Regions from separate parts of the Homo sapiens genome. Here all the other regions are linked to region 4. A link is a loop called in an ENCODE intact Hi-C map of the cell type or tissue named here. Cell type or tissue: dorsolateral prefrontal cortex. All regions are shown on one strand.

Region 1 (5,000 bases), 290 kb after region 4:
CGGGAAGAGGCCAGGTGGGGGAGAACATACGGTCCAGAGCCTGAGATCGCCTGGCTGGGGTGCAGGCAAGCAGGAACCCAGTCTAGATAGAATGCAGTGTTCTCTAAAGCTATGGATGGTTTCAGTGAAATGTCTGTGTCTGACAATCGTCACGCAAGAGTACTTACTGTCTTCCCTTGTACATACATTGTCTGTGTTTAGCTTTTCCTAGTATTGTGAGGTTTCAAATAGGGGTTCCATGTAAATACTCTTTCTGCTACTGAAATGCCGGCCCCCTTGAGTATGCATCACCCCCACAGATGGTTTTGCCTTTCTCTATGCTAACACTTTTTGAGCCACTGACGTGCAGATCGGTGGTTAGTTTCTTGGGCTTTTATTTTGCAATTTTATATATATACACATATTATATATATATATATATTTATGGGTTGGTTTTGTATAGTTTTCTGTTTGAATCTCTGAGCACCAAAGCTGCCCTTTGATTTTCACGAGAACTTTCCAAAGCCACTTCCTGAGCCCTCCTGCTGCTTTGGTGTCTGACGGTGATGCTGCGGTGGCATCTCTGCCCGTGAATTTCTGTATGTGTGTGCTGTTACCTCACCTGCAGACATGACCCTAGTAAATCTAACGTGCTTGGCTTCCCAGTGTGTGTGCCCCATCTCTGTCGGCTCCTCAGCTCTCCTGGCTCCCAGGGGAGAAGTCAGAAAGGGGGCCCTGTGGAAACATGGACCACGCAAGAAAATTGTACCCTTGAGGCCATTTCTCACACACGGAAAGCTGAACATGTGTCTACTTGTGTTCTGATTTGGGAAGGGCGGTTATAAAATACTAGACTCTCCTGAAAAGGAAATGGCCATGTGGATTTGAAACAGCTCTGTGGAGGAAGCTCAGTTTAGGTGGGTTGGGATAGGGGAGGAGCATTGCACAAACACACATGTGGACGGCCCTGCAGGGCAGCAGCAGCGGCAGATCTATAGGCTGGAATGGAAGAGGGTGTCAGGCCAGAGTGAGAATCTTGGAGAGGGCTAAGAAGTCACCCCAAGGGGTGAAAGGAGAATGGAGAGACTAGGTGGGGAAAAAGGAAGAGAGAAAAGAGGAAAGAGAGCCTTTGGCTCCTCTTTATTCAAAAACTACTGTGGAAGCTCAGTATTCCTTGAGTATCCACACATATGTGGCAGGTGTTGTTTAAGTATCTCATGCATCGCACCCACTGAGCCCCCATAAAACCCAGAGGGTGATTCTGTTATTACTACTTACTTTACAGATGAAGTAAGGAGACTTTTCTTGGGCCACAGGTTAATATGTGGTAAAGCCCAAGTTCAGCTAAGGTCTTGTAGGTAACCAAGCCCTGGCTCTTTCCACTGCTGCTCACTGCCGGGTGCCCTGAGCACAAGAGCAGTCCCCGTCATTACTCTCAGGCCCACTGTTATGGGCACGTCTGCTTTCCACAGACTGCCTGTATCCAAGGGTAGAGCCCCTCTTCCTCCTCTTGCATCCAGGTATCCTGAAGTTTCCACAGCTCCTGTAAACTTGGAAACAAGGAACCCAGCCCCTCGGGTGCCCCAAAGCCATCAGTTTCTCCCTTGCTGCAGTCACCCAGGAATCCACCTGTAAGGAATATGACTTCTGTGTGCTCTCACAGCTGTGTACATCGATCAGGTCAAGGACAATAGTCAATCTGCTGACACCACTTTATAAAGCTTGCTACAGTTTAAGATTATCATGCTGAGACCAGCCTGACCAACATGGAGAAACCCCGTCTCTACTTATAACACAAAATTTGCCGGGCGTGGTGGCGGGTGCCTGTAATCCCAGCTACTTGGGAGGCTGAGGCAGGAGAATTGCTTGAACCCAAGAGGCGGAGGTTGCGGTGAGCCAAGATCGTGCCATTGCACTCCAGCCTGGGCAACAAGAGCGAAACTCTGTCTCAAAAAAAAAAAAAAAAAGATTGTCACGCAAACCCACAAGTTGAACTCTTCCTAAGTTTGCACTATGACTAAAGGGAAACTAATGTAGGAGCAGAGTGCCCTCTATCTGCCAGAGATATTAAGAAATTTCTCCAGCGCATATACAGCAGTACCCCCTTATCTGCTGGGGATACTTTCCAAGACCCCCCCATGGGTGCCTGAAACCTTAAATAGCACTGACCCCTAGACACACTATGATTTTTCCTATACATATATACCTCTGAGAAAGTTTATAAATTAGGAGCAGTAAGAGATTCACAATAATAAATTAGAACTATTATAACAATGTGCTGTAATAAAAGTACAATAAGCATTACTTGAACACACGCATGGTGATACTGTTACAGCCAATCTGATAATCAAGACGGCTACTGAGTGACTAGTGGGCAGGTAGTGTAGACAGCGTGAATACACTGACAAAGGGTTATTTGTGCTCCCAGGTAGATAGCACTGAACAAATGGGATGATGAGATATTGCAGCACACTACTCAGAACAAACACGCAATTTAAGGCACGGTGGCTCACCCCTGTAATCCCAGCACTTTGGGAGGCCGAGGCGAGTGGATCACCTGAGGTCAGGAGTTCGAGACCAGCCTGACCGAAATGGTGAAACCCCATCGCTACTAAAAGTACAAAAATTAGACAGGTGTGGTGGCGGGCGCCTGTAGTCTCAGGAGGTTACTTGGGAGGCTGAGGCAGAAGAATTGCTTGAACCTGGAAGGCAGAGGTTGCAGTGAGCTGAGATTGCACCACTGCACTCCAGCCTGGGTGACAGAATAAGACTCCATTTCAAAAACAACAACAACAAAAGCTTATGAATTGTTTATTTCTGGAATTTTCCATTTAATTTTCTTGGACCCTGGTTGGCCATAGGTAACTGAAACTGCAGGAAGTGAAACCCACAATTCACTACATGTGAAAGGAAAGTCAGGCTGGAGAAGAAGTGGGAAGGACCTACAGCTGAGATAGCTCCTACTCAGAGGGAGCAGTGAGGGTGGCAGAGAGATCGTCAGGAAAATGTGGTGGAGGCCCCTCCTGGTTTCAAGAACAATGAGGAAAGTGCTGGGGTTCACACTGCCAGGACCCTATTTGCAAGATCTAAGTAACGAGGAAGTGAGGAAGAGTCAGGGATGTGAAGCACCAGAATCCAGATAGGATCAAGGAAGGGCACCGTGGCCCCCCTAATCCTGGCTACCTGGATAAATATGAAAAAAAGAAACTTTCAGCCAAGTTATTGTGGATTCCACCACTGCCACCCAGATAACTAGATCTCAAATCTGGCAAAATGTAACCATAAGAAATAGAAAATGTTCCTTTTCTCTTCATTTGTGCCTTTGCACAAGGGGGATGCACATCTCTGACAGGAGCGAACTCTAATCTGGATAGAGATCTCACTGTGTTAAGAGTAAGCATGGAGAAAAATCACGTCACAATTTAGTAGCTTAAAAGAAGACCAAGCTGGGAAACTAGAACACATTGTCCTCAATGCCACTGAGTTACTGCAAGAAGCAGGAGAATGGTTCAGGAAATCTCTATTAATATACCATTTACCGAAAAGATCAGCCAGTTATGAAAAGGGAGCACTTTAAGTCAAGAAACATTTTTTTTTAGTGATGAAAAACACTGCCATATGTAAACACAAGGCATAAGCCATCAATAGCAGGTTGAATGTTATTTATCATAGATGAGAACATAAAGACGTGTCTAAACATGGAAGGATCCCGAGCCCATCCCTTGAAAAAAATTAGACAATCGTGTCCAGTGGATTGGAAAATGTATATAAGTGAATAACTCAAGAAGGAGAAAGGCATTTGACTAGAATAAGGTAGCAAGCAATGAAACCACATAAATGTATTGCTAAGTCTAATTTTTCATTAATTTAACCAACTCAATGCAAATGTTTAAAAGTAGTTATTAGGATATATATATATAATAAATAATAATTTGGAGCAGCAGGGAGTTAAACATGCTAAGTTTCTCATTATTGGCAAAAGAGATTTAATAGATTATTTTTTAAATTGTTGGAAGAATATTGGCTCAATTACATATAAAATTGTTGTATTAGTTCAGGCTGCTATAACAAATGGCCAGGGATGGGGTGGGTCAGACACCAAACATTTATTTTTTACAGTTCTGGAGACTCAAAGTCCAAGATCAGGATGTCAGCGTGGTTGGGTTCTGGTGAGGGCCATTTTCCAGGCTGTAGATTACCGGTTTCTCCTTGTATCTCCACATAGTGGAAAGATAGTGAGAGAGTTCTCACCATCTTTTGTAAGACACTAATCCGATTCATGAGGGCTCCACGCTCATAATTTAACTTCCTCCAAAATTAGGAGGTCCCACCTCCTAATACAATCACATTGGGGATTAGGATTTCAACATATGAATTTGGGAAGGCGTAAACATTCAGTCCACAGCCAATTGTGAACTTAGAGATGGTTTATAAGAATTTAAAAGATAATCCTTATTAAAAGGCTCTATATCTTCCAAATCACTAAAGAGAAAAATAAGAATAGGAATTCAGCTAAGATGGAGTAATAGACTAAATTTACCATCCTGCCTACAATAACCAAAAAATGAATAAAATATATGAAACAATGGTCTTCAAACCACTTCACATCCAGCAGTAAAGAACAATGATGCCGGAGAGTTGAGAAATCCAGGAAGTGACCCCTATCTATGATTGTCCCAGCTTACTGCCTTAATAGAATTTCTAGGCCATGGCACAGGAAAGGTGAATCCGGGCAAACTCAGTTAAGCAGATGGAGCTGAGAGTCCTGGGAGAAGAAGCTAGCTAGAGTTTGCAGGATAGGGTAGCAGAAGGGAGAGACTGTACATAGATGCAGATGTGCCCCTCTGAGTATTCAGATGCATACCAATCAGTATATGTATGTGAGGAAACTACCCAAGACTTAAAACCAAAACAAAACAAAACAGCCTACCCAAAGCCTTAGAAGTAACACTGCCCAGTACCAACGTGGGGTCAGGAATAGTGTCTGTCCCTTCCAGGCTGACTGAAAAACTTCATGATTC
Region 2 (5,000 bases), 160 kb after region 4:
TTTTTAATATTTTTTAATAGAGACAGGGTTTCACCATGTTAGCCAGGATGGTCTCAATCTCCTGACCTCGTGATCCGCCCGCCTCAGCCTCCCAAAGTGCTGGGATTACAGGCATGAGCCACCGTGCCTGGCCCACAAAATATTTATCAATTTATGGTGAAAAAACCTGACACCACCACCTTGACCAGGCGATTAAGGTTAACATCACCAGTGGTGGGGCAGATCAACCTCATGTACTTCCTGATGTGATGCACTGAGAAGAGCCCAGCATCATTTATATGGAGCCCCTCCATGAAGGCATGGCTGGGGTCTGGACATGAGCAAATAGTGGACAACCCCAGGTCGAGGGACATACTACAGAATGAAAGGCCCCTACTCTTTTAAACTGTCAAGGGCATGAAGACAGGACAAGATGGAGGAAATGGTCCAGAATGAAGGAGAGTAGAAATATGACAACAGAATAAAACTTGTACTCCTGGATTGGATTCCAACCAGAAGAGAAAAAGACATTGTTGAGACAGCTGGTGGTACTTTGATGGGGTCCATGGATTGTATGGTAGCACAGTACCAATGCTTACTTCCTAGTTTGAGTGGTTGTGTTGCGGTTATGTGGAAGAGAGGCCTTGTTTAGGGGGAATACCCACTGGAGTATTTAGAGGTGATATGACAGCATGTCTGCAACTTAAAAACTTTAAAAAAAGAATAGATCAATGGATGCAGCTAGACGTCATTATTGTAAGGGAACTAACACAGAAACAGAAAACCAAACATTGCCTGTTCTCACTTTATAAGTGTGAGCTAAACATTGAATACACAGGGACACAAAGATGGAAACAATAGACACTGGGGTCTGCTTGAGGGGGAAGTAAGAGGGGGGCGTGGGTTGGAAGGATACCTATTGGGTACTAGGCTCACTACTTACGCCACGGGATCATTCGTACACCAAACCTCAGCAACACACAATTTACCCACTTAACAAACCTGCACATATACCCCTGAACCTGAAACAAAAGCGTAGAAAAAATATTTTCTCAGACCAAAGAAAAAAAAATGTATTTCTATGCTTGGAAGGAATGATTTTACAGAGGGCTTCCAGAAACATGTCTGATTTTCAGGTGCAAGATCAGAATGTTCCAGTTATATTGATAACCTCCAGAGAAACAAACTCTCATGAGTAATCTACTCAAAACAGAAGATGTAGTTAATTATTTCTAGAGTACTAAATTGTACTCTACTATTAAACAAGTTTGGGATCGCTATTTTCCAGCACATTTTCTGAAGTAACAACTGTGTTTGGCTGTGTTGACAATAAAGGTCTGTGTGGAAAAGGGGGAAAATGAATAAAGCGATGTATCCCCCCACTCGCGAAAAAAGAAAATAGTTCAAATAGAATGGAAAAAGAATAATGAAAATGAGAATATTCACAGCGAGAAAGAGGGCAACGGAGCAAACGTGAAAACTTAGCAAGTAGAGAGCGTGGCGAAGGGGGTACAGGAGCTCTTAGAAACTCTTCTTGCCATTTTCCCCGCAACTTTTATTTCAAAACGAATTCTTAAAAAAGTTTTGTGGATATCCATCACATTTTTCTGTATACACATAGCCAGAAGCTCAGGCCCCAAGACAGATTGATTAAATGGGAATTTGGGGGACTGGAACCGTGGCATGTGGATTGAGAAAAACACCACTACCACGCTCCCGGCGGTTCCAGGTGTGCAGCCGGGGCTGCGCTCCAGCGCTCCCGAGTCACACCTGTGCGGCTTATTCAACGCGATGCCTGGACGCAGCCTCCAGAGAGGAGGCCGGGATTGGAATACGCAGCCGGGGAATGGTTGCAGGTGGTCCAGCTCCCGCCCCCGCCCCGCCCCCGCCCGGGCCTCGTGCGGCCCCGGGTGCGCAGGTGAAAGCCCGGCCTCAGCGGCCTCGGCCCTGCCATGGACCCCGCGCCCGGCGTCCTAGATCCCCGCGCCGCGCCGCCCGCGCTCCTGGGCACCCCGCAAGCCGAGGTGCTGGAGGACGTGTTGCGGGAGCAGTTCGGGCCGCTGCCCCAGCTGGCCGCTGTCTGCCGGCTCAAGCGGCTGCCCTCGGGCGGCTACTCGTCCACTGAAAACCTCCAGTTGGTGCTGGAGCGGCGGCGTGTGGCCAACGCCAAGGAGCGTGAGCGGGTGAGGGATCCCTAGGGTCGACGTCCGTTCCCCCCTTCCCTGCTCTACCACCAAACACCTGGTCAACACCCGGGGGTCCGCTCACCGCCCACCCCCGCTCGAGGCGACTTCGAGCTCCCGAGGCCTCCCACGCCCCCAGCTTGTCAGGAGAATGGCAGTGGCCTCCTTCTTCTGCACCTCCGTGCAGCTGCTCGTTGGCGGCCGCTGCGGTGGCCGCCTCGCCCGCTAACCCTCCAGGATTTGTGCAGGACCCGGGTCTGGGAGGGGACAGAGGAGGGGCCCTGACAACTTCAAAAATGTCTCCCTGGGCAGGTGCTTTAAAAGCTTCGCGCCCAGGGGGTGCGCCTTCATCTCACACCGTAGGCGCTGGTGGGTGCTTGGGACGCGCAGGGATCCCCTTCGCTCCTTTTTCTTGCTCTCTGCATCTCGGCCTCGAAGCACACACGAGGGTGAGGAGAAAGGGGGGCCTGACGGAAGTGACTTTTCTTTTTTAAAGTAACGAAACACGACGTCCCAGTGTGCACCCAAGACTCCCACTCAACTCTGTCAAGATAAAGTGAGTGTTTCCCAGTCGAGCCGCAGCAACTCGCAAACGGGAAGGGTCCTGTGGGCCGTGGTTGGAGCGGCACCTGCTGGTAGATTTTACTATCTAACGAAACTCAGCCCCAAACTTGGGAGACATGGTCTCCTTCCTAGCGTTTGCAGTCTACGGGTTTGGTTGCAGCAGAGGCGAATCCAGGAGAGAGAAGGGTGAGGGGTAGAAGAGGGAGCAGAGCGCACGTTCAGGACTGGGACTGGGGAGAGAAGTACCGCCCGGGGCTGTTCCTAGGCCTTTCAGAAATGTCCCAGTGAATCAAGTAGGAGCTTTGCAGGGAGAGGGCAAGCGCAGAAAGGACGACAGGAGAGTAGGAGACTTCTTTAAGTCTCCTCTTTTACCAGTACTAGACTCTTGATGGACAGAACCCTGTGATCTGATTCGGTGGCCCTACAAAGAGATTATGATCTAATAGTTTAAGTGGTCCTTCCCACCAGGAAGGAATTGTCTTCTCCAGAGAATCAGTCCTGGTTTTATCCACTAAAACACGAATAAGCTTTATTATTCTTTATAATGATAAGGTTAACACACTTGGAAAAGACAGAAATGAGTGAAGAAGTTAAGAGACACAACACAGATATAACTACTGTGAACATTTTTGTGTATATCCACCCAGTCTTTTTCTAGTTTTGTGTATTCATATATATATATATATAATTTTTACAAAATATTCAGTACATATTTGTGTAATTTTTTCCACTTAACATTATCAAAAGCATTTTCTTATATTCTTAAGTATTCTTTCAAAGAATAGTTTTTGACTGCATAGTCTGTCCAAAAATGGACCATAATGTATTCAGTCTCTTATTGTTAGGCATGTTTGCTGTTTGTAGCTTTTTACCGGTACCTATCGGTGTAACTCTATGTGCGTGTCTGATAATTTCCTTAGAATAAAATGCTACAAGTGAAATTACTGAGACTTAAGGCATATACAATGGAATGGCTTTTGATACAAGTTACCCAATTGCTTTCTAGATAGGTTTACTAATTTTTATCCCTTCTTACAGGTCTAGGACTGTTCTCTTTTTCAAGCTATCCCTTATCCTGGGTATGATAAAACAAAAATGTTACCACCTTGATACATAAAAAATGGTATCTAATTTCTGTTTTAGTTTGTAGTTCTTTGATTATTAAATTCTTTTTATACACTGAGTGGTTGTTGTATTCTCCTGTGAATTGGCCAACTATGTCCCTTGTCTGGTTTGCTCCAGGGTAGGATATACTCAATATATATTGGCTTTGTGGCATAGTGGGAGCCAGTTCTCCCAAGGCCTGTATCTCCCAGGGGGATGAACATCAGAATTATAGGCCTTCAGAGACAGGGATTAGACTCTGGAGAAGAGAGAAAAATAAAATATGAGGAGCCTTTGAAGTCTCACCAACTCTCTGGATTCTCACCCTTGCCTCTATATCATTAACTCAGTGGGGAAAGAGTTTGAAGAGCTGATGGCTCAGTGCTTGAGTTGACAAGTATTTGTACATTTGATTCATCACCAGCAATACCACTTCTTGAGGACTTTCTATGTGCCAGGTTTGGGTGAGGTATCTTATTTGTACATTATATCACTTAATCACACCCCCCAAAAAGCTTTAAGATATTTTCCATTTTGCAGATGAACAAACAGGCTTAGTGATGTGAAGTATTCCACACACTCTTGTAAATGATAGACCTGGATTTTAAACCTGGGTGTAGTTAATTCATATTTTAGCCACTCCTCTACTGCCTCCGCATTATGATACAGCGGGTATGCTCTCAAAAGAAGAGGAGTGAGCTCAGCATGAACATGAACACACCTTGCAGCCCATCTGCCCATAGTACCAAGTTTATGCCATTCCCTCTTCCTTTACTATGAACTGCACTGCTGGTGGAGCACTGACTCTTTGGGGCATATGCCTGTTTAGATTTGCCACTCAGACAAGGAGGCAGTGGAAACAACCCCCTTCTGTAGCTTGGGGAGATGTCTATACAAATTGGCTTCTCTGTGTGTTACTGTGCCTTTTTGTTTTCTAGATAAAAAATCTCAACCGTGGTTTTGCCAGATTGAAGGCACTTGTGCCATTTCTTCCCCAAAGCAGGAAGCCCAGCAAAGTTGATATCCTTAAAGGTGCGACTGAATATATACAGGTTCTCAGTGATCTTTTGGAAGGAGCCAAAGACTCAAAGGTAAAGGTGTAAGATTTTAGAATAATGATAGCCACCATTTATTAGGCCTTTTCTATGTACGAGACACTGTGCCAAGTGA
Region 3 (5,000 bases), 77 kb after region 4:
AGGACACAGGTTTCCTGAAACTGCTCTGTAGACACCATCAGGCCCAGAAGCAGCTGCTCTGGAAGGAGCAACAAGGGAATTGTGGGTCCACTGACAGGAGTAAGCAGTATTTTTTCACAGGAACATTGACCACCACCTTCCCCTGATGGCCCCAGAGAGCAAGGGTGGACAAGTGGACACCTGCCTGGTCGCAGTCTTCTTTACAGTCTGAGATCTTACTTCCTATGGAAGCGCGAGGATGTAAGTTTCTGCCATATACAGTTGGGCACGTTGTGCATTGCATAAGGTTACCTGGCTCAGAAGGTAAATGGGGACTGAAAAAATTACCCTGAGCTAATTCTTACAGATTTTTTTCCCTGTCTCTGGGCCATGAGGGAGAAGACAGTGCTAGGGCTCCCTGGCCTCAGGTCAGCTGCACAGAACTATCCAGGGGACGGTTCCCAGGATCGCTCTCTCACCAGCTATCTCCTACCGAAGAGGACATGTCTCTCTTTCCAGCACTCCCTCAGGGAGGCAGCCCACACTCCCTGGGGAGACTCCATCCTGTTCCCCTTTGGCCGAGCCTATGTGGGGCTGTGCAGTGAGAAGAAAAGTAACATTTTCTTTGGGTGCAGGCTGGGGCAACTGGGCTGAGCTTCAAACTTGTTTTCTTTGAGGAAGAATTGAGGACTAATTATATGCACCAACTGCTGGCTGTTAAAGAAGGAGACAGAAGGCCATATGAGGTGGCTCATGCCTATAATCCCAGTGCTTTGACCGACCAAGGCAGGAGGATGGCTTGAGGCCAGGAGTTTGAGAACAGCCTGGGCAACACAGTGAAACCCCATCTGCACAAAAAACTTAAAAAAATTAGCAGGTGTGGTGATGTGCATCTGTAGTCCCAGCTACTTGAGAGGCTTAGGTGGGAGGATCACTTGAGCCTAGGAGTTTGAGGCTCCAGTGAGCTATGATTGTGCCACTGCACTCCACCCTAGGTGGCAGAGAGAGAGACCTTGTCTCTAAGAAATAAAAAAGAAGCCAGAAAGAGATGGGGGGGTCTTATTTCTTTTTTAGGAATCCCCAACCTCAGTCACAGAAACAAGCACCTACAGAGACAGAGACACAGAAGTTCATGGAGACCCAGGCCCTGGGCAGGCACTCTCAGGTGGCCCAAACCCCCAAGGTGGGTGAGGACCACTGTGGGCTTGGGGAGGGAACAGCCCTTCCTTTCACACAGCAAGAGAAGTTTGGGCTACCCAGGTGCCGAGACCAGCTCGTCTGGGGAGACCCTAACCCAGTGGCTCTAGAGGAATTAAAGACACACACACACACAGAAATATAGAGGTGTGAAGTGGGAAATCAGGGGTCTCACAGCCTTCAGAGCTGAGAGCCCCAAACAGAGATTTACCCACATATTTATTAACAGCAAGCCAGTCATTAGCATTGTTTCTATAGGATATTAAATTAACTAAAAGTATCCCTTATGGGAAACAAAGGGATGGGCCGAATTAAAGGATAGGTTGGGCTAGTTAACTGCAGCAGTTATTGCTCATGCTATTGTTTGTGGCTTAAGAATGCCTTTAAGCGGTTTTCTGCCTTGGGTGGGTCAGGTGTTCCTTGCCCTCATTCCAGTAAACCCACAACCTTCCAGTGTGGGCATTATGGCCATGATGAACATGTCACAGTGCTGCAGAGATTTTGTTTATGGCCAGTTTTGGGGCCAGTTTATGGCCAGATTTGGGGGGTCTTGTTCCCAACACCAGGGGGCTCCAAGGGGCTGGAGTTTGAGGAGATCTGGACAGGGTCTGAGGTCAGCCAGGGGCTGTGTAGCGCCCAGTGTAGAGCTGTGGCAACCTCATTCCCACTCAGCTTGGCTTCACAACAGCTCACGGAGCAGTTACTTTGATGAGGGACGGGGCTGGGCACTGTAATCCCAAAATGCCTGACAGGTATTTTGAGATTGGAGACACCCCCCTGCCCCACCCTCCTTTTCCTGAGGACCAGGCAGCTCAGGCATCTGGGAACTTTTTCATGCCATGTGACCCAGAAATTCCACTCCTGGATATAGATCCCAAACATAATCTCCCACAAGTGCTAAGGAAACCTGTACAAGGAGAGATACACAGTTGGGCAATTATGACGCAATAAGAAAAGTGCTGATGAAGGTGAATATTAAGCACTTACCGGTGTGCCTATGAGCTCCCTAACGACCCAGTGAGGTGGGCCGTATTACCCCATGTAATAGATGGGGAAGCTGAGGCTCAGACAGGTCAGGTAACTTTCCCAACGCCACACAGTAAACGGTGGAGTGGAAACATCCTTTCAGCCTCATGGCAGAGCCTGTGCCCCCATCACTGCACCACACGGCCCTTGGTACCACACTGATGGAGGAAGGCGGCGGTAACGACAGTGTCCTGGGTGTCAGGGACCGGGACGTGCCCCTGGCGTACGCACTAATACCACGCCCCAGTCTTCAGGCTAATTTCACACTGACAGGGCTCTCCTACCCTGGCCGCCGCCAGTCGGTGCCCGCCCGCCTCCAGTAGTGCTGCAGCTGTCCTGCCGGCCACCTCCAGGGAAGCGGCCTTGTGCTGCCCTCTGCTGGTCGCAAACTTACAGCACCGAGGGGTTTCGCTCTTCGCCGACTTCCTTGCGCAGGCACCCCGGGTGGTGGGCTATGGCTCCCTAGGGTCCAGAAATGGGTGGATGGGGGTGGGAAAAGGAGGGAGAGTGGGGGATGTCTCCAACGAGGCCAGGCCCGGGAAGCTGGCCGCGTGTCTAATTTCTCTGGTTACACCTGTTCGTGCCCAGTGCAGCAGTCCACGCTCCCTAATCCTGGTCCATAAGGGAAGGGGCAGGACGGACAGCCCCATTAGGATGGGAAACCCAAGAGGAGTCCTTTATGCTCCCGGAATACTCCCTGAGTACTGGGGGTACAATGATAATGAAAACATCCACCTTGCTGTAGTGAACAACGGCAGCTCCCACCCCAGGGTACCCCTGTGGCCAGACGTCAGTCACTGTCCTCTTCCTCTTAGTGACTAGAGGCCATTTTGAGTGTCTGTAGGGGAGATAGACATAGGAAGATTATACGGGTGATGCATTCGAAAATAACTGTGGCTGTAAAGGGCGAGCCTGGCACCAGGAGGATCAGGAGCCAGGGAGAGCTTGCACTTGAGCAAGGCTTGGTATAATCCACAGGAGTTGGGCTTTCTCTAGGAGGAGGCCCTGGGAACAGAAGAGTCGGAGAACAGCTCAACTCTGTGTATCTGCATCTGCTCTGTTCCAGGATGCACGCCCCCTTTTCCTCAGCTTCCAATCCTACATCTTGGCAGGCTGCCAGAGATTAGGCCCTTGGAGATATGGGGTGATATTTCTTCTTTGTTGTTTGCCATTGTAAGAGGACAATCATTAGCTTTACCTGAACAGATAAAACATGACAACAGGAATATCAAATATGTTGGGGAAGGAGGTCCCTAATGCTCAGGAGGATGACAGTTCCTTCCCAATCCACTCTCTGTCCCATGTGAAGGGCATCCCCAGCCAACTCTTCTCCAGAAGCACAGTCCCAGAGTGGGAGGTGAGAGGGAGCTGCTCTCATCCTGCTATGATCTGAATGTTTATGTCCCCCCACAGTAATGTGTTGAATCCTAATCACCAATGTGATGGTATTAGGAGTTGGGAACTTTGGGAGGTGATTAGGTCATAAGCATACAGCTGTCATGAATGGGATTAGTGTTCTTATCAAAAGGACTCCAAGGGCCAGGAATGGTGGCTCACACCTGTAATCCCAGCACTTTGGGAGGCCGAGGCTGGTGCATTGGCGGAGCTCTGGAGTTAGAGACCAGCCTGGGCAACATGGCAAAACCTTGTCTCTACAAAAAATACAAAGATATCTGGGTATGGTGGTGCATGCCTGTAGTCCCAGCTGCTTGGGAGGTTGAAGTGGGAGGATCGCTTGAGCCTGGGAGGTTGAGGTGGCTGCAGTGAGCCATGTTCATACCACTGCACTCCAACCTGTATGCCAAAGTGAAACCCTGTCTCAAAAATAAATTAATTAATTAATTAATTAAATTTTAAAAAATCAAGAGCTATAAAACAATGGAACAGCTTCATTCCCTACTCCAGTCCCCAGTCACCCAGGTACCCTCCTCAAAGGCACTCAATAGTGTTAGTTTCTTGTGTAACCTTCCAGGGGCGTCCTGTGTATGCACAAACAAATGCACACACAGCCACATAGGCCACCCTCTTTACGCACACAGCAGTTCACTTAAATTGCTTAAGAGAGGGTTCCATGTACGTGGAGATCTTCCTGGAGCTTACTGGAGAAATACCAGCATCATTCCCGCTGAAGCCAAGAGCAAAATCCTGTGATTTCTGAAATGTAGCTGGAACTACTCCCTGGAGCAACCCTGTCATTTAAAAGCTGCAAAGAAGTGGAGGTGGCAGTTTAACTTTGGGCAGGCTATTATTTTAATTGTGGCTTGCCCTGCCCTAACCTTTTTGCTTTAGGATACCCATTGGGTGCTCCCTCAGCCTGTGAAAATGGCCCAGAAGGTTTGGGCAGGTACCCATGGGGTACTGCCTTAAGTCCATTCAGACTGTTGTAACAAAAATACCATGAACTATGGGGCCAAGCGTGGTGGCTCACGCCTGTAATCCCAGCACTTTGGGAGGCCGAGGTGGGCAGATCACTTGAGGTCAGGAGTTTGAGACCAGCCTGGCCAACAGAGATGGCAAACCCCATCTCTACTAAAAATACAAAAAAAAAAAAAAAAAAATTAGCTGGGCGTGGTGGCACGTGTCTGTAATCCCAGCTACTAGGGAGGCTGAGGCAGGGGGATTGTTTGAACCTGGGAGGCAGAGGTTGTAGTGAGCCGAGATCATGTCATTGCACTCCAGCCTGGGAGACAGACAGAGACTCCATTTCAAAAAACAAAACAAAACAAACAAAAACACAAACCCATGAACTGGGTAATTTATAAACAGTAGAAATTCATTGCTCACAGTTTTGGAGGTTG
Region 4 (5,000 bases):
ATATTAACCGTTGGTGACATGGATGTTCCTACTACTATTTTTATCTTTGCAAATTTTTATAAAATTGAAATTGTTTCAAAATAAAAAGTAAAGTAAAAGTATACTGACGGAAAAAGAGACATAATTCCCTTTATTTGCAGATTATATTATACATTTAGAAAGACTCAAGAGGTTCTGGTTTAGAAAGAAGGTTTTAGAATGAATAAGATAATTTGGCTGTTTATAAGATAAATATTTAAAAATCATTCCCCCCCTCCTTTTTTTTCTATTTTAGTAGTAACCAGTTAGAAGAGGCAACGGAGAAAACCATCCCATCTGCAATAGGGCCAAAACTCATAAAATAGCTAGAAATAAATATAACAAGAAAGGTACAAAAAAAAATTATGGAATAACATAAAACAAGTCCTAAACAATGAAGAACATTATTGTCTTAATGTTCTTAGTTACTAGCATAAAAACATTAATCCTTTTGAAAAGTATATAAATTTGATCCAACCCTAATGGATTATTGTTTATTTTAAAATTTAATAAAATTATTTTAAAGTTCACATAAATGTCTGAGAATAGCCAAAGTAGTTATGAAAAAGATCAGAGATAGAGGACTTGCCTTTTCAGATATTAAAACTTGTTATAAAGCTACTGAAGTCAAGCAGTAAATTGATATGAGGTAGACAAATGGATCAGTAGGAAAGAAAAAAAGTCCAGAAGGAGATCCCAGATTTTATAGGACTATTATAGAACAAATGTTGTATATTAATTAATTCTCAGAGGGGAAATAATATATAGAACATAAGAGGATATCTAGTTAGAAGATAACCACATCATAAACCCAAATACATTCCAGGCATGTAAAAAAAATTTAAATATAAAGTAAAAACAATTTTTAAAAAATACTGGAAGAGCTTTTCTTCTTTCCTATCTTTCTGAATAATCCAATTAAAAGACAGATGAGCAATGTCTTTAAGCAAGACAAGAAATTCAGAAGGTATAAACAAAAAATATTTGATCATATGAGTATTTCAAACTTCTGTATGGCAGAGACACAATAGATGAAATCTTTGTTTCATTTATTGTTGCAAAAGATAGCCTGTGAGCAATAAACAAGGAGCTCCCGTATGCACAACTTGCTTGGTAGGAAGATTTCACGGAGAAGGAAGCAAAATCAAAATGGTAAACATATGGACAGACACTCAACTTTCCTAGTTATCAGAGAAATGTAAATAAAAGCGAGACAGTACTAGTTTTCATTTATTAGATAGGTAAAACTACAGAGAGAACATATTCAGGGCCAGCAAGGATGTGGGGAAGTGGGTCCTCTCATACCTGGTTGGTGGAAATGTGAATTACCACAACCCTTCTGGGCAAGCCATCTTGCCCCAAATTGTCAATATCTAATTTGAAATAAAAAAGTACTTGAACCAGCAATTCCACTTCTGGGAATCTATCCTATAACCACAAAAGCGTCCGTTTAAAAGGGATACAATATTGTACTATTTGTAATGGCAAAACCTGAGAACATACGAATGTCTGTCAATAATGGGACTATTGAGTAAGTTACAGTACATCCATACTATCGCCTGCTATGCCAGTATCCAAAAGAATGCGTAAAATGTGTATCCGCTGACACTGTCAGTGGATCCACTGTCAGTCCCTTGGCTCTCAAGGGACTGACCCCGAGGTCAACCTCTAACATATTTGCCTGTGTTTGAGCGTATTCAGCAGGGTCTTTCGGGGCTGAGAATAAAGCGGTTAGGGGCAGATAGTTAACTTTACGTGTCTTTCCTCTTTTTCACTAAGTTACAAGGAGCATGTATTATTTTTGCAATTAAAATATAATACATTTTTAGGACATGTTACAGCACAGTGCTGGTGATTATCATCATCATTACTATCGTTATATCACCTACTGGCCACAAACTAGTGACCTTAAGGGCTTGCGGGTTGGGGCGGAGGGTCCAATTCCCCAGCAAGGTGTGACCAAGTAGGGACCACTCCGCCAGGGAACCCCTGCTGGTCGAACTTGAGACTAGGTTTGCAGCCCTGACAATCACACGGAAGGGAGCGCTACCTTGAGTCCTCCCTTGTCCTGTGAAGAGGATGCCAGGAAGGTGACCTGTGGTTCCCCAAACCACCCCTCAGCCTTGCGGAGTGGGGGCTTCAGCACTAGGCCGGCCGGGGAGGAGGGCTCCGAGGTGGGAGGAGCTCCGAACACCCAGGCGTCTTGGGTTCTCAACCACAAGAGGGAGCCCAGGAGCACGGACAGCGAGGGCCTGGGAAACGCGTGGAACACACGTCCCGGCTCGTTTTCCTCTCCCACTCTGATAACCTGTGTTTCGATACGAAACGGGCCCTGCCTCATTATTTGTCATCTCCCTGGAGGTGACGGAGGGCTGTTTCAACCTCAGGGGAAAAGTTGCTGTACAGAACACAGGCCAGAGTGTGCCCCAAAGAAATCAGGCGGTGGAGTGATTTAAAAGTGATCATTTTCTGTAGTCCTAGCTACTCGGGAGGCTGAGGCAGGAAAATCGCTTGAACCCGGGAGAAGAAGGATGCAGTGAGCAGAGATCGTGCCATTGCACTTCAGCCTGGCGACAGAGCAAGACTCCGTCTCAAAAAGAAAAAAAAAAAGTGATCATTTTCATGTGAGTTTATGTGGGTGAGAGAGGGAGGGTGGCAGGAGAGGAGAGTGGAGAGGAGAGTGGTGCGTTCTGTGTCCCTGAAGGACAAAATCAGAGAAAATGAACTTTAAATGGCAGAAATTGTGGTCAGATCTGGGGAAGGGCCATCAGGTTTTCACACTCAGGCATGGAGGGTGTAGTGTCTGGAACCTTTAGGAAGAGCCCCAGGCTCTAAGTGTGTGCTGGATGTTCGTCGTTATTGTTGTTGGTGGTGGGATCTCATGACCAGTTATGGCAGTGGGTACCTGGGAGAATTCCCGTGGGGGATAGCTAGTCCAGGAGCTTGTATCTTAAGGGGCCCTATTTCCCAGCCGCATACTGAGCAGGCCTGATCCCATCAACTCGGTTGATGTCGGTTACTAAGAGGGCTGCAGGAAGAGGGCATGACTCAGTGCAATGTAACCCCGTGCTGGAGATTCAACTGAGCTCTCAACCAGCAAGTGGCCAGGCACAGGGGAGCTGCTGTCTACACACGGAGGACTGGAAGTTCTTAGCAAGCCTGTCGGGATTTGTGCACAGGAATGCTGCCTCTAAGGTCCCTCCTGCTGACAATGGCCAGGGCAGTGCGGAGGCTCCTCTTTGGAAATTGTCTTCAGAGCTGATGCAGACTCTTTTGAAAGCAGCCACAGACATTGGGGATGGAGTCTGGTGGTTAAGGTGAGTGCTTACTCCAATTCTCAAACAGGGACCAATTTGAATCACAGACTACAGGAGTCAGAAGATTCTCTAGAACAGAGGTTCTCCGTGTGGTCCCCATACCAGCAGCATCACCTAGGAACTTGATAGAAATGTACATTCTTGGGCCTCCTACCCCAGGCATGCTGAATCAGAGCTCTGGGGTGGGGCCTAGCAATCTGCCTGTTAACAAGCCCCCTGCACCCCTGATATTCTGATGCTTGTTCAACTTATACAAATCAGAGAGTTAGACTTTTCTGGGTCACGAACCCTGAAAAATCAGACGAAACTGTAGAAACTCCTACCAGAAAAATGCACAGGCACATTCATGCATACCTTCAAAGGTCTGCACACAATTTCAAGGGCCTAATTCCTTGGGCTAAGAACCTCTGATCTACACAAAATTCTTCCCTCAAATGTTCTTACATTTGAGGACGGAAGCAGGAAGAGTAATTGCCTGTGTGATTCAATGTGGGCAGAAGGTGGCGCTGTAGAAACAGAATTGTAGCATTTGCCAAATCCTGGTAGAGGGAAAGGGGTAGGGGCAACGGAGAGGGATGGGGAGAGGTGCCTCCACCACCCAATTATTTTTCTCTGCCAAAGCTACAGATGCATCCGATAGTCGCAAAACCACAGGTCTGGGGACCTAGTTCTGGTTTCCTAGATCGGCCTCATTTTACAGTGGAGAAAATGGACACCTGTATAGGTTCCGACTCCATGCCACACTGGGTCCCATGGAGAATGGCAGGTCTGGTGGAGAGTGTGGTGGAGGTGGAGAGGGGGCAGGAGGTGGCACCAACTGTTGAATCAGGCTTATTAGCATTTCTGCATTCCAGGCAGAAACATTGCTGGCTATTCTCAAGGGAGAATAATACTACATTTGTCTGATGTGAACCTCACAATAATCCTATTATTATTTAATAGATGAGGAAACTGGGATTTACAATCCGAGATTGATGGTTCTCTAACTTGAGCATCAGTTCACCTGGAAGGCTTGTGAGGACAGACTTCTGGGCCCTACCCCCAGAGCTTCTGATTCTGTCAGTCTGAGGTGGAGCCCAAGAATTTGTATTTCTAACACGTTCCTGGGCAGTGCTAATGCTGTTGATCTAGGGTTGGCATGTAGCTAGCAGAAAAGAGTGGGATGGATCTGGGATTAAAATCCAAACCCAGTGTGCTGCACTTAACTACTCAGCCACACTTCCTCCTGGGGCGTCCCTTACACTGGGGGGTCAAGTGGTAATGTCCGTATGAACTCAGAATCTGTTTGTTAGCAAAGAATGGGTCTGATTTATTTAATATTGTTGGCTCAGGTTTTGACAGGTGCATAGCTAGTCATGCTAACATTTATTCATTCATTTATCTCATTAATGTACTCACCTTTCCTTTGAGCAAACATGCTGAGCACCTACTATAGCCTATGTGTTCAGTAAAAATGCTGTGTTGGGCTTCTGGAGCTGAAGATGAACAAAACACAGTTCATGGCCAATAGCAGGGCACGGTGTGTGTGGGGAAGGGTAGGGAGGAGATACATGGCCAGATCTTGACCAAATACCTCAGTGGATGCCACTAATAAAACCACAAAAAGTAGAGAAGAGGGAGAGGCATCCAGGAGAAGGTGACCTCTCAACCCTGGGGATGAGTCAG
Region 5 (5,000 bases), 86 kb after region 4:
CTTACAGAGGGACTGGTGTGTTGCAGAGCGCTGGCTGGGGAGCTGGAGCTTTCTCCCAGTGACGCTGGGAGTGTGTGTGTGTGTGTGTGTGTGTGTGTGTGTGTGTGTGTGTGTTGCAGGTTGTGAGGTGAGCAGCAGGGTTAGATCTGTTTTGAAACAATTCCTCTGGCTGCTGTGTGAGGAGTGGATGGAAGGCAAGGCTGGGGCCTGGACACCTGACCAGGTGCCAGGGAGCAGGAATTGGTGGCTTGACCATGTGGATGGAGAGAAGTAGGTGGATGGAAAGATGTTAAACAGGTAGCATGTGGCTGGGCGCAGTGGCTCATGCCTGTAATCCCAGCACTTTGGGAGGCCAAGATGGGCAGATCACCTGAGGTCAGGAGTTTGAGACCAGCCTGGTCAACATGGTGAAACTGCATCTCTACTAAAAATACAAAAACTAGCCAGGTGTGGTGGTGGGTGCCTGTAATCCCAGTTACGCAGGAGGCTGATGCACAAGAATCGCTTGGACCCAGCAGGCGGAGGTTGCAGTGAGCTGAGATGCCGCCATTGCACTCCAGCCTGGGCAACAGAGGGAGACTCTGTCTCAAAAAAAAAAAAAGAAAGAAAGAATAGAAAAACAAAAACGCAGGTAGCAGCTGGGTGCGGTGGCTCATGGCTATAATCCCAGCACTTTGGGAGGCCAAGGTGGGTGGATCACCTGAGGTCAGGAATTCAAGACCAGCGTGACCAATATGGTGAAACCCCGTTTCTACTAAAAATACAAAAAATTAGCCAGGAGTGGTGGCAGGTGCCTGTAATCCCAGTTACTCAGGAAGCTGAGGCAAGAGAATTGCTTGAACCAAGGAGGTGGAGGTTGCAGTGAGCCGAGATCGTGCCATTGCACTTCAGCTTGGGCGACAAGAGCAAAAACTCTGTCTTGAAAAAACAAAAAGCAAACAAACAGACAAAAAACCCAAACAAACAAACAAACAAAAAACCCAGGTAGCATGCATTAAATTAGATTGTGGCGGGGAAGTGGAGGAATTACAGTGGGTTGAATGGCATCCCCTCCAAATTCATGTCCACCCAGAACCTCAGAATGAGACCTTATTTGGAAATAGGATCTTAGCTGATATGATTGAGGTAAAGATAAAGATGAGATCATACTGGCTTAGGATGGGCTCTAAATCCAAGGAGAGCTTTCTTAGAAGAGGATGCATAGAGACAGAAGAGATGGCCATGTGAAGATGGGGGCAGAGGCTGGAATCAGACACGGAGGAGCCAGGGAATGCCTGAAGCTGGAAGAGGTGAGGAAGGATTCTCCCCTGGAGATTTTGGAGGGAGCACAATGCAGCTGACAGTTTTTCAGACTTCTGGCCTTCCGAACGATGAGAGGGTCACTCTCTGTTGTTTTAAGCCGCCTGGTTTGTGATAATTTGTTACAGCAACCGTAGAAAACTAACACAGGAGTCAAGGGTGATACTTGACTGTCTGGCTCGGGAGACTGGAGCACAGAACCAGGGTCAGACTTGTTGGCTGGGGTGGGGATAGGGATGTGGTGGTCAGGTGCTGGGGCCGGGTTCAGGTATGGATTTATTGTTTTTGAAGAGTTCATGTGGCAAGCAAGCAAAGAGGGCCAGTGGTAGCTGGATTCATAAGTCTGGGGGACTGGTTTAGACTGAAAGAGAATTGGGGAGTGAGGTGGGGAGGAAGGAGATTGTCCAGGGAGAATCTGTGTGGAGAGCAGGGAAGAGGAATAAGAACGGACCTATCAGCAAGTCCAGCATCTAGGGGAGAGGTGAGAGAGAAGGAACTCCTGGAGGTTCCAAACAGGAGAAGACCAGGAGTGCGTGAGGCCACAAGTATCCAAGAAATGGGGCCTTGTGAGGGAGTGTGAGTGGGAAAGAATGTCACCAAGAGGTAAAAAAAAATCAACAGATAGGAAAATGCCAGTTGAATTTGTAAACAGGAGGGTCAGTTCACCGTGACTGTGGCAAGAACAGCTTTGGTGGAGTAGGGGAAGCATGGAGTGTCACTGCCACCTGACTCCTGTTTCTCGGCTCTCTTTGTAACAAGAACCCCCGGCATTCCTAGAGGTTCCGGACTCTCAGGACTGAACCTGTCAGGGCTTGGCATATTTAATAGTCACCAGCTGGTGGGATCGAGGCCATTGCTACCCTGGCTACATCCGGAAGACGAAGACTGATTACTCATGTGTGCTCATTGGGGACAAGGCAAGCAATTTTCTGCCTTCCATGAAGCCAGCACCTGGCGCTTGGTTCAAAGAATTCAGCAAATTTATACCTTTACTGAAATCTCAGGGGTCCTGGCCTAGGGAGTGAAATGTAGGAATGAGATGACTAATATTACTACTACATTCATTGAGGGGGTCGGGGATTCCTGGAAGGCCAGGATTCCATTATAACTATCATTCAGTCCAACAAATACCTAAGGAGGACCAGATTCACACGCATAGTGAAAACAGAACTCCAAGCGGCAGGAGCCCTTCTGTGCCCAGGCAGAGGCAATGGCGCCATCTACAGGTCACTGAGGGAGAGAGCGCCGGCGGAATTGTAATGCCAGGGAGCCGCTTCGGCAGGGATCTCAGGAATCCCGCACTCTTGTGGACTCTGGCGTTCTCGACATGAACTTTTCTTAATGACCAGATGTTTAAAGGGAAGGACAGATCCATATCTGAGCCTGGGTGTGAATTAGGCAGGGAGAAAGATCAAGCTTGTGGATGTCCATGTCCTATAAGAGCAGCGCTAAAGGGAACTTAATTTAAGGACTCTTTCCCAAAATATGACCAAAGGAGTGGTGGGGAGGGGTCTATGCTCGTGAGGGAAGAGGCAGTGGATCGCAGCTTAGGGGTATGTTTAGGGCCGGGGGCAAGCAAAATGCAGTGTGGGAAGTCAAGTCTGTGTGCCTCCGTTGTTGAAAACATTTTTTTTATTATTATTTATTTAAAAATATGTTTGAGGTAGGGTCTCACTAGGTTGCCCAGACTGGACTCGAACTCCTGGGTTCAAGCGATCCTCTCTCTTCAGCCTCCTGAGTAGCTGGGACTACAGGCATGCGCCACCATGCCCGGCTATGTTATTTAATAATACCCAACATTCGCTTATCCAGTGCCGGGCATTCTCACAAGCATTCTAAAACAGGTATTAACTTGTTGACCCTCAAAACAATCCCATAAGTTAGATGATATCTCATCCCCTATTTTATATATAAGGGAACGAGGCAAAGGGTCTGGACACTTGCCCAACGCCACGCAGTACTGGGAAACGAAGACTCCAACTCAGTCAGTCTGGTTTCAGAGCCCAGGTCTTCACCCCTGCACTTTCCTGCTTCTCTAGCATCTGCTACTAACATCTGCTCCACATCTTCTAAAATATATTCTATGTTATCTGCCTTTTAAAATGGAGCGTCAGGAACATAAACATTTATAGATGGGTTTGATTAACATGCTGATCGCCTGTGACTGCACTAATACCGGACTGAGTTCAGGAGCCACTGATGGCCTCAGCTACCAGGCTTTCTTGGGGTTCTTCAGTCTACTTTTCCCCATGGAGGAAGGAAAGCTATGGAAACCTCTTAAGCAGGGAAGAGACGTGGTTTGATTTCAATTTTAGAAACTGATTTAGATTTTCTTCAAAGGTAATGGACATAAAGACCTGGCAATGACCACAAAGCCAGAACCCTTATAGGTGTGATCTCCTGGCTTGGCCTCTGGGACTGGTTTAGGAGGAGGATTTGCAAGTAAGGAGGAGAGCGGCATGGAGGATCAAGGTGAGCTGAGATCAGGTATCTTCTCTCCTTGTCTCTGTCCCAGTCTCCAGAGGTGACTGTGTCCTGCCATAGTGCTCCACAAAGCGGTGCCACCTGGACAGTGAGCTTTATCCCTGCTCCATGCTGCTCCACTGGAAGAAGCACTGGGCGAGAAGTCAGTGGGGCTGGAAGACCCCAGTAACATCCCGCCCAGTGGAGATGCCACACTCCCCCTGTGGCATCTGCCTTTTCTGCTCCTGGGAGGATGTGCTGTGCCTTGCTCATAGGCAGGGCTGGCTGAGATGAGCCATGGGTCTTTTCTAGAGTGGACAGCTTCCTTCTTGTAGTGGTCCATTTTTCATTGCTATAAAGGAATACCTGAGACTGGGTAATTTATAAAGAAAAGAGGCATATAGTTCTGCAGGTTATACGAGCATCTGCTCAGCTTCTGATGAAGCCTCAGGAAGCTTTTACTCATGGTGGAAGGTGGAGGGGGAGCAGGCATGTCATGTGGCAAGAGAGGGAGCAGGAGAAATGCCAGTCTCTTTTCTTAAAAAGTATTTTTAAATTTCAATAGCTTTGGGAGTACAACTGGTTTTTGGTTACAAGGATGAATTGTATAGTGGTGAAGGCTGAGATTTTAGTGCACCTGTCACTCTTCACTCTCTCTCTTTCCTGCCACCTTGTGAAGAAGGCACTTGCTTCTCCTTTGCCTTCCACCAAGATTGTAAGTTTCCTGAGGCTTCCCCAGCCATGTAGAACTGTAAGTCAATTAAACCTCTTTCCTTTATAAATTACCCAGTAACCACAAAGCAAAAACCTGTAATAGATACACTAAAAATAAAAAGCAAGGAATTAAAAACATACTACCAGACATATCACTTAACCACGAAGGAAGAGAGCAAGAAAGGAAGAAAGAAAAAGAAGACTTACAAAATAACCAGAAAGCAAGTAACAAAAATGCCAGTAGTAAGTCCTTACCTATCAAAATAACATTGAATATAAATGGACTAAATCCCCAATTAAAAGACATAAATGGCTGCATGCTTTAAAAAAATAAGACCCAACTATGTGCTGCCTACAAGAAACTCACTTCACCTATAAGGGAACATACAGACTGGAAATGAAGAGTTAGAAAAAGATATTTTATACAAATGGAAGCAAAAAAAGGGGCAAGAGTAACTATACTCATATCAGATAAAATAGGCTTTAAGTCAAAAAGTGTAAAGAAAAACAAAGAAGGTCATTAT

Evidence for each region. Peaks named below come from ENCODE experiments on the same cell type or tissue, not always from the same donor. Only the 100,000 strongest peaks of a DNase experiment are listed, where the experiment ranks them.
Region 1: a loop joins it to region 4, with 3 times the contacts of the local background. A loop is called at or near these places in 21 of 110 quality-filtered maps.
Region 2: it touches region 4 in a loop (4-fold over the local background); 61 of 110 quality-filtered maps call a loop at or near these places.
Region 3: a loop joins it to region 4, with 5 times the contacts of the local background. A loop is called at or near these places in 98 of 110 quality-filtered maps.
Region 5: it touches region 4 in a loop (6-fold over the local background); 98 of 110 quality-filtered maps call a loop at or near these places.

Annotation. Positions count from the first base shown.
Region 1 is chr2:70,652,428-70,657,427 of GRCh38, reverse strand. ADD2 (adducin 2) reads left to right here. Exons shown (of 16, transcript NM_001617.4): 16 at 1-644. Among named protein-coding and RNA genes, the nearest start is that of TGFA, 100 kb to the right of the region's middle. In dorsolateral prefrontal cortex, a CTCF peak has its summit at 2,027; no DNase peak of the experiment used is centred here; H3K27me3 peaks cover 484 bases.
Region 2 is chr2:70,787,570-70,792,569 of GRCh38, reverse strand. It overlaps FIGLA (folliculogenesis specific bHLH transcription factor), which reads left to right and starts at 1,927. Exons shown (of 5, transcript NM_001004311.3): 1 at 1,927-2,162; 2 at 4,769-4,921. The coding sequence starts at 1,932. In dorsolateral prefrontal cortex, CTCF peaks have their summits at 2,561 and 2,762 (motif pointing left); a DNase peak (open chromatin) is centred at 2,759; H3K4me3 peaks cover 1,106 bases; H3K27me3 peaks cover 3,657 bases.
Region 3 is chr2:70,869,253-70,874,252 of GRCh38, reverse strand. No RefSeq gene overlaps it. Among named protein-coding and RNA genes, the nearest start is that of LINC01143, 16 kb to the left of the region's middle. In dorsolateral prefrontal cortex, a CTCF peak has its summit at 2,570 (motif pointing left); a DNase peak (open chromatin) is centred at 2,542; H3K4me3 peaks cover 898 bases; H3K27me3 peaks cover 3,622 bases.
Region 4 is chr2:70,945,869-70,950,868 of GRCh38, reverse strand. The region is part of intron 2 of ATP6V1B1 (ATPase H+ transporting V1 subunit B1); the gene reads right to left. ATP6V1B1-AS1 (ATP6V1B1 antisense RNA 1) reads left to right here and starts at 2,258. Exons shown (of 2, transcript NR_110274.1): 1 at 2,258-2,642. In dorsolateral prefrontal cortex, CTCF peaks have their summits at 2,016, 2,219 (motif pointing right), 3,649 and 3,850 (motif pointing right); DNase peaks (open chromatin) are centred at 2,238 and 3,848; H3K4me3 peaks cover 809 bases.
Region 5 is chr2:70,859,542-70,864,541 of GRCh38, reverse strand. No RefSeq gene overlaps it. Among named protein-coding and RNA genes, the nearest start is that of LINC01143, 26 kb to the left of the region's middle. In dorsolateral prefrontal cortex, CTCF peaks have their summits at 2,327 and 2,530 (motif pointing left); a DNase peak (open chromatin) is centred at 2,521; H3K4me3 peaks cover 562 bases; H3K27me3 peaks cover 4,007 bases.